Linked DNA regions of Mus musculus: region 2 is linked to region 1. Evidence: chromatin loops called from intact Hi-C (ENCODE). Cell type or tissue: left cerebral cortex. All regions are shown on one strand.

Evidence for each region. A loop is a pair of places that touch in the nucleus more often than their neighbours do. Peaks named below come from ENCODE experiments on the same cell type or tissue, not always from the same donor. Only the 100,000 strongest peaks of a DNase experiment are listed, where the experiment ranks them.
Region 2: a loop joins it to region 1, with 4 times the contacts of the local background. A loop is called at or near these places in 4 of 42 quality-filtered maps.

The regions. Positions count from the first base shown.
Region 1 is chr7:137,600,846-137,604,845 of GRCm38, forward strand. No RefSeq gene overlaps it. Among named protein-coding and RNA genes, the nearest start is that of Gm51411, 51 kb to the right of the region's middle. In left cerebral cortex, a CTCF peak has its summit at 2,405 (motif pointing right); DNase peaks (open chromatin) are centred at 589 and 2,407.
Region 2 is chr7:138,251,293-138,255,292 of GRCm38, forward strand. All of the region lies in intron 7 of Tcerg1l (transcription elongation regulator 1-like), which reads right to left. Among named protein-coding and RNA genes, the nearest start is that of Gm51503, 29 kb to the left of the region's middle. In left cerebral cortex, no CTCF peak of the experiment used is centred here; a DNase peak (open chromatin) is centred at 2,182.

The DNA.
Region 1 (4,000 bases):
TGGGCTATGGAACAAGCTGGGTTCTATATAGCAAAACTGTGTCTCAGAACACAAGGATGTAGGTCAGTGAGAGAGCATACATGTCGCATGCACAAGTCCCCGAGTTCAACCCTTCCCTTCGAGACAAATCAGGGCTAATCGCTGACCTAGATCAGGCTGCAGGTTAGATGGTATGAGCATAGGTTGCTAGGTTCCCATGAGAGTAGACTGGCACATGTCACCTGGGAATCACCTCTGTGCAGCAGCTGGGGCTGCTTCAAGACTGAAAGAGTATTGGGAAGGTGTTCTGAAGGATTTAAGAAGGCTCCTGGGATGGCCAGGGAGTGCAGGTGCCTCCCCTGAAGGATGCAGAGGGAGTCAGATAGCTTACCCAGTACTTTCTGTTACCCACCAAGGTACAGTGACAGTTGTTCATGTGACAGATGTTCCCCAATAGCTTCCTTAGCCTTTCTAGAAATGAAAGGGCTGGTCACCAGCTGTCAACCATCACCACACTGTCCAGGAATGCCCTGCTTGTCTTCTCCATGACAACAGGCTCCCACACAGCCTGCTCGGGAAGACAGGGTCTAGTTAAAGTTCCACTTGTCAAGTGCTCTGCTTCTTAACCTGCCAGGCTCCCTGGAGTGACTGCAACACATTGCCGAGGACCAGGGGATGTAAGACCACAGAGACCCACGGCCACACAGCTCTGCACAGCAGAGTCCAGGTCAAGGTGCCAGCAGGACTGCTTCTTCTGGGGTTTAGGGAAGAATCTGCTTCACAGCTCTCGAAGCTTCTGGCTACCACCCACAATCCTCGGCTTATATTTCAACCTCTCTGGTCTGCCTCTATCTTCATACATCTATTATATCCATCTGCTAAAATGCCCTTTCCTTCCTCTTACACTCCTTATTTTGTTTTTCTTGTTTATAAATTTGTTTTTGTGTGTATGCACATGTGTGTATGTATGCATGTGTGTATGTATGTATGTGAGTCGGTGTGTGTCTATGTATGTGCATTGTGGGAGTATGTAGAGGTCAGAGAACAACCTTTGGCTGTCCATCTTTGTTGGAATTTCTGCCATATTGCATACTCCAGGGTAGCTTGGTTTGTAGCTTGTGGATGGTACTCCTGCCTCTGTCTCATTTATTGCCTTAGGAGTACTGAGGTCATAGATGTGTACCACAACATTTGGCTTTTTTAAATGGGTTTTAGGGATCTAGTTCCAGGTCTGATGTCTGTGGCAAGTGCTTTTACCCACTGAGGCATCTTGCCAGCCCTAGCATTCTTTGTCTTATAAAGGCACCATTCACTGGGCAGAGCATCTACCTTAAATCAGGCTGTTCTTTTGTTTGTTTGTTTGTTTGTTTTGGTTTTTTTCAAGACAAGGTTTCTCTGCAGCCCAGGGTTTCTCTGTATAGCCCTGGCTGTCACTTTGTAGACCAGGCTGGTCTCGAGCTCAGAAATCCGCCTGCTTCTACCTCACAAGCGCTGGGATTAAAGGCGTGTGCCACTACTGCCCGGCTGGCTGTTCTTTTGTAATGTGGCTAGATGAGCAAGGCCCTTCTTTCTAAGCACACCCACATTCATACATCTAGGAGCTAGACCCAGGGCATCTCCTTTGCGGCCACTATCAATGGAGAGCTGTTTATTTCCACATCTCGCCTTGAGCCGTTGCTGTCACAGAGAGGTTGGATGGTTCCTTGATGGGAAAGTGCGCAGCATGGTGACTGTTGGGAGGGTGTCTCAGGGGCTGGCATTATCCTTCTTTACCTCCAATACTCACGGCTGGGTCTGGGTAGCCCTTTTTCTCCAACATCAATAACTGTTACAGGTCCCCAGTTCGTTCTCCCTTCTAATCACCCCACTGGCTCCTGCCAAACTTGGGATCGGACTGGATCTGGTTTCAGGAGGAGGACGCCCTGGCCTTGTGGCTCTTTATTCTTCTGGCACTTTCCTACAGCGCCTTGCGGACTGGGCTGTGGCGAGCTGTTTGCTGCGTCTCTCTCTGAGTTTTACCCTCAGCGATATATATGTTTTTTCTAAACCAGAAACGGAACAAACACTAAAAAGCTATGGAGAACTTTACTCCTCTCCTCTCCTCTCCTCTCCTCTCCTCTCCTCTCCTCTCCTCTCCTCTCCTCTCCTCTCCTCTCCTCTCCTCTCCTCTCCTCTCCTCTCCTCTCCTCTCCTCTCCTCCTTTCTCTTCTTCCTTTCTTCCTTTCTTTAAATTCACAAATGTGACCTCAGAAACAGTATGCAAATTTCGAGAAAGCCTGAGTTATGAGGAGAGCAGGCACCTTCCCTTCTGAGTCTTCAGGGTTAGGTTAGGAGTGGTGCGCTGATCCAGCTCTGGAGCTCAGGGAAGCCGGGCTCCAGATCCTCAGTGTGTCAGCGATCACGCTGCATGTTCCCACTAGGAGGCGCTCTAGACACAGTTTCAGCACACACCACCTCCAGGGACCTGCCACCTCTGCTTGATGCTGGACACACAGGAAAGCAGGAGGCTGAAGCATCCACCTAGCCCCCAGTTTATCCTCATCAACCAGGCACAAAGCAGGGCTCCGTGTGAGAACAGGTGTGGCTTATTTTCCCTAAAACTGTCGCCTATCTCGGGTCCTCTGGAGGAACAGCAAGTGCCCTTATCAACTGAGCCATTTCTCCAGCCCGTCGCAATACTCTGTTTTATTCAGCCAGAGACCCCAGCGCTCAGAATGGTGTCACTCAGATTTAGGGTAGCTCTTCCTATTTACATGAACTCAATCTGGAAGATCTCTTGCAGACATGTTCAGAGGTTAATGACCAAACCCTATCAAACTGACAAGCAAGATTAACCATTAGAGCACATGTTCTTTACATAGCCTCTCAATAAAGACAACACCCTGGGAAGATCAGCCCAAAGCCCCGGTGCTTAAGCTTCAGTGAGAAAGAAGAACGTCTGGACTGTTACAGAGACAGCAGAATGTGCCTCCCGAGAGTCTCGCCTGGAAGTGTACAAAGTACCGGCAGAAACTCAGTCATGGGACTGACTTACTGTATAAAAGCAAGAACTTTGGAATAAAGTAAAAAAACTTTACAGCACTTTGCAATGGACTGGTATATCATTGTGAGCATATTTTGCAGTTAAAAGATTTATCTAGCCTAAACATAATTTTTCTTTTATAAAAGAATGTATTTTAAAATTTCCGTTCTTTTCTATGATGACAAGAGGGTCTTGGAATATGATGCCTGGAATATATTTCTGCAAAAATCAATACATTTAATCCAAACCTTCGAAGTTAAGATGATATTTAGCCAATGTGTGAGAAATATTTTTTTGGAAGGAAAGCAGACTATGGAGAAAGCATTAAAACTCCCCAAGCCGGCGTTTGGGAATGCGATTTGATTTTGTTGCTGACATATATATGTACCACTCCTATCTCTGGCTGTGTGGAAGCAGAATCTCTTAACGTAATTCAATTTTCCAAATGAAGACTTTGAGCACATTTGTGGAACTAGGAAATGACACTTAGCACTTTGGCTGATGAGGGTAACTGAATGATACCAGCCAAGCTGTAGCCATCCGCTCCTGTTAGGAGCCTGCACACAGATGCTGAAGAGGATCCACGCAGCCCAGGGCCTGGCTTTGGGGACCCCTGGAATACAGCACTCTGGCTTTTAGGTTTAATGGCTACAGATCCTAGATTCAGTTTAAGTTAATAGTCCTTGAGTGTTCAGACTGTGTGTGCATTTGGGCTGGGGCTGGGAGCACACAGAGGAACAAGGACATCCTGGAAGGGAATGCAGAGAGTAGGCAAAGCTCCACACAGTCTGTTGGCTGAAGGCTATAAGGAAGAGCTTGCACTGATGGGCTGGTACGGAGGTAATCTCTGGTTTGGAGGTGATCCTGAGGTTGAGAGGAGAAAGGTACTGGCCAAGGGGCAGAACGTAGGTGCCATATATAGGTCCAGTATGCATGATTTGTTTAGGGTTTTCTGAGTCCTAGTGCCATCCTGTGTATATCCCCGAGACCCTCTGGTCC
Region 2 (4,000 bases), 650 kb after region 1:
AGGTTTCATTTTCTCTCTCTCTCTCTCTCTCTCTCTCTCTGTGTGTGTGTGTGCGCGCGCGCACACGTGTGTGTGTGTGTGTGTGTGTGTGTGTGTGTGTGTGTGTCTGTGTCTGTGTCTGTGTCTGTGTCTCTGCCTCTGTCTCTCTTTCTGTGTGTGTGTGTGTGTGTGTGTGTGTGTGTGTGTGTGTGTAATCCCTCTCCAAGGCTTCAGGGATATCAAGGAACATGATAAAAGACGGTGTAGAAAAAATTAAAGAGTTAGAAGGGAGTAGTTTCCTACACACTGGCCACTCCCACCACTATCATGAAGCAGAGTAGCTGTGAGCATGCTCATGAGCCAGCCTCAGTCTATTCAAATTCTCCTGTGGAGGGAAAGCCTTATAAGGCTCATGGGACCCTCAGCAGACCTTTATAAGATCTTCATGGGGTCATTCCTTTATGAGATCAAATAAGAGATAAACAATTAACTGGAGTAGGACTTTCATCAGTGTACCTGCCCTTAAGTGGCCCAGAGGACTGGCTGCTGGTCTGGTTGCCTTTTGAGTTAACCATGTAAGTTAACCAACCACAGTAAATGCATTGCCTCACAAGCTGGCTTGGACAGTCTTCTTTTGTCTGACGGCACCTTATCTGATACAAGTACATTTTCTTTATGGCTCTCCAGGAAAAGTCAGGGTTCTTTAGTAACAGAGGCCATCATGGAATTAGATGACTACCAGCAGAGTGGAAAACTAGCTTTCAGCATAGACAAAGCCACGGAGGACACAGTCATACTAAGTCCACTGCACAGCAGCTCCATCTGCACGTCCTCTGCAGGTCCAGTCAGACACCCACAGGTACTGGCACTGTCTTCTCCGTACTCCTAGGGCACATTTGAATTATGGGCTCAACGCAATGGCAAAGAAGCTCATGCTAAGAAAGAGCATGGGCTGAGTGGGGACTGAGACTGAAGCCTGCTCACCCAGGAGACGGATTCTACGGAATGCTTTGTTTGGTTGACCTACGTTCCCTGCTGGAACTTGTGGAGGAAACTCAGCATTCTTGAAAGATCTTTGAAGACACAGCTCCAAGATCATTGCCAAAGGTTTCAGTAAGTGTGTGCTATCCCTATATCCTATATCACCACACTGAACCTTCTAGGCTTCCTCTTCTTAGCCCAGAAATGGGTGGCTGGTCTTGCAAATTGGTCCGCTCCTCTTACTTCAGGGCCTACAACATACCATATGCTTGTACCCCATTGGTGAGGTCAATGCCATCAGCTTTATCTTAGGGTAGACCAAAGCCCCTGACCTGGATCTTCATTATGCTCGGATTCTACAGCCTTAGAAGACACACAGCTTCCTGATTGGCCTGTTCTCAGTATTTGAGGCAGTACCAAGTGTCAAACCTGGGCTTGATTAGCTCCAACTTTTAAAAACTTAATGGTTTAGAGAAGAACTAAGTTCCCGTCTTCCCTCCTTCTCTCTTATGCTAAGTGAGAAATGGGTAGAAGTTTGGCTTTGGGAAAGCATGCTAATGAGGGTTGTACAGTTCCATATAATGGGCAGGGGCTGAAGGGAACAACAGAAGGTCACACAGCTTCCTTCTTGTATTGAGGAAGAGGGCTAACACTGGCTTACCCCTCAGCTGCACATTAGCCTTTCCTGATGGATGGAGGCCAAATGCAGCTGTGACGAAAGTGCTATGACAGCATCCTAAGGCCACCCACTCTGGGGTCAGGTCCTCCTGACTTGACTTGTTCCTTTCATAGCTAGTGACTCCTATCAAGCTCTACCTACATTCTTCTGTCCTCTGTCACCTGCTAAAGTCCATGTGGGACTCCCCCAAGAGACCATGGCTTTCTCCCCATGCTTAGGTGGTGTCATGTAGATTGACCAATATAGCCATTGGAACTGACCTTAGAAAACAAGGTCCTGTTGCCTTTGTTGTAAAACTATCGGGCAGAGGCCTGGATGATTGGAAGGTACACCAGGCTCAGCTCATGTGTAAGCATCAGGCCCTCAGACACAGCTAAGCATAACGTCTCCCACATCTACCCGATTCTTCTTGGGCTAATGAAACACATCCTTGTTATTTGGGGAGGGTTCCAGCATGTGCCTTTCAGTGGCCACCTGGTCCCTTTGTGATGTGGAGTCCCAGTACACACTGTCTTGGCCACACAATGCCTAGGAAGTAGCCCCTTCACCAGCTGCAGCTGTGTTTACCCTCAGGATGATTTTTATCCTACTTAGTGAAATGCATGTCACTGTGAATCCACATTTGTCCTGAATATAAATGACTAAAATATTTGCACAGCAATTGAAGCTGAGTGAGCTCTTGCTTGTCTTTATTACCAGGTAGGGAACAAGATATTGTTAGCCAAGGCTACCTGTACCCGAATTCTCTCTCCTGTGCGGCCCGATCAGGTAGCTTTTCTTCAGCCTCAGGTCAGACCCACCAGCTTTTAAGTCCTAATCCCATATCCGTTAGACCTGTGAACTGAGTAAGATCCCCTGCTCTGTGGTCCCTTCCTCTGAAAAGTAGGTACAGAGATCATGGAAGCAGAGATGTAGCCAACCTCTCAGCGATGTCGCCAACCTCATCTGAAGACTGGGAAACACTTAGGATCGCTCAGAGAGGAGACTCCCAGTTTCCTTGCAGTTCACCTAGTGATGGGGGATTGTTCTGTAGCAACCATGTGGCCCTGGATAATGAAAAGTGCCGAAAGAAGAAGGGAGGGGGGATGTTGAAAGACTGGAGATGCCTCCCATGTGCTTTGAAGATGGAGGAAGACACAATGTACAAGGAAGTCAGAGGGCCACCGAAGTTGGAAAAGAGGAGGACTGAGCCTTGGAAAGGACATGCCTTGTCAGCACCCGGGATACTCACATTGGACTTCTGCTCTACTTAAACCCGGTATTTTGTTCTGTTATAAGATAGCTTTTGGTAGCTTGTTACATTGACAACAGCAACTCGTGCTCAAAACCTGTGGCACCACCCTGCAGGGCTGTTTGATTTTCCAGAAACAGATAAGGGAGCCCCTTGATGCATGTATCTCTCTAGCCTCTGCCAAGAGGATGCCTGCTGCCTCTGTCCCATCCGCAGGCCTCATGTTCTCTTCTGCCATTGAGGGGAGAGAGAACAGCAGGAGAGAGGGTTGAGCGACCACTGCCTGGCTCTTCCATCCTTTTCTCTACCTCACGAAGGGCTCAGTGGCCAGGTTTTTAATGCATTTTGATATTGAATGCTGCATTGTACTAGACCTCCCAGTGGAAAGGACCTCCCAGTGCAGGACCAGAATGCATTCTGTGGACAGAGCAGGTGGGCTGCCAGTCCATTAGCCAGATGGCAAAGAGGTTCCTACCACTCCCAGGAAGAGTAGACACTGCCGCTGCTGATTATCACAGAAAGGATTGCACCTCTGCTAGGCTTGATGGGCAGTCTGATGGAGACACGATAGTGAGTGCCTCTGATGGGAGGACTTTACCCTAGAATGTAGCAATGGGTTCTAGTGAAGCCTGTGCTTCTCATTTCACAGTTACTTCAACAGCAAAACTACAGAGCCATAAAACATCTGGATGCATTACAAGGTAATTAGCGGGTAATTTAGATCTTCTCCTGAATCCCTCTGCAAGGCCAGGTGAATGAAAAGGTGGATTCCCTTCTTTAAAAAAAAAAAAAAAATTAAATATTTTCTTTATTTACATTTCAAATGTTATCTCCTTTCCTGCTTTCCCCTCCGAAGACCCCCTACCCTCCTCCCCCCTCCACCTGCTCACCAACCCACCCACTTCTGCTTCCTGGCCCTGGCATTCCCCTATACTGGTGCATAGAGCCTTCATAGGACCAAGGGCCTCTCTTTCCACTGATGGCTGACTAGGCCATCCTCTGCCACATGTGCAGCTGGAGCCATGGGTGGATTCCCTTCTTACATGCTGAATGACAAAGGATAAGAACTTGGGCCATGCCCAGTAAACTGATGCTGAAATCTCCCACTCCCTTGGTTTATATCATGAGTA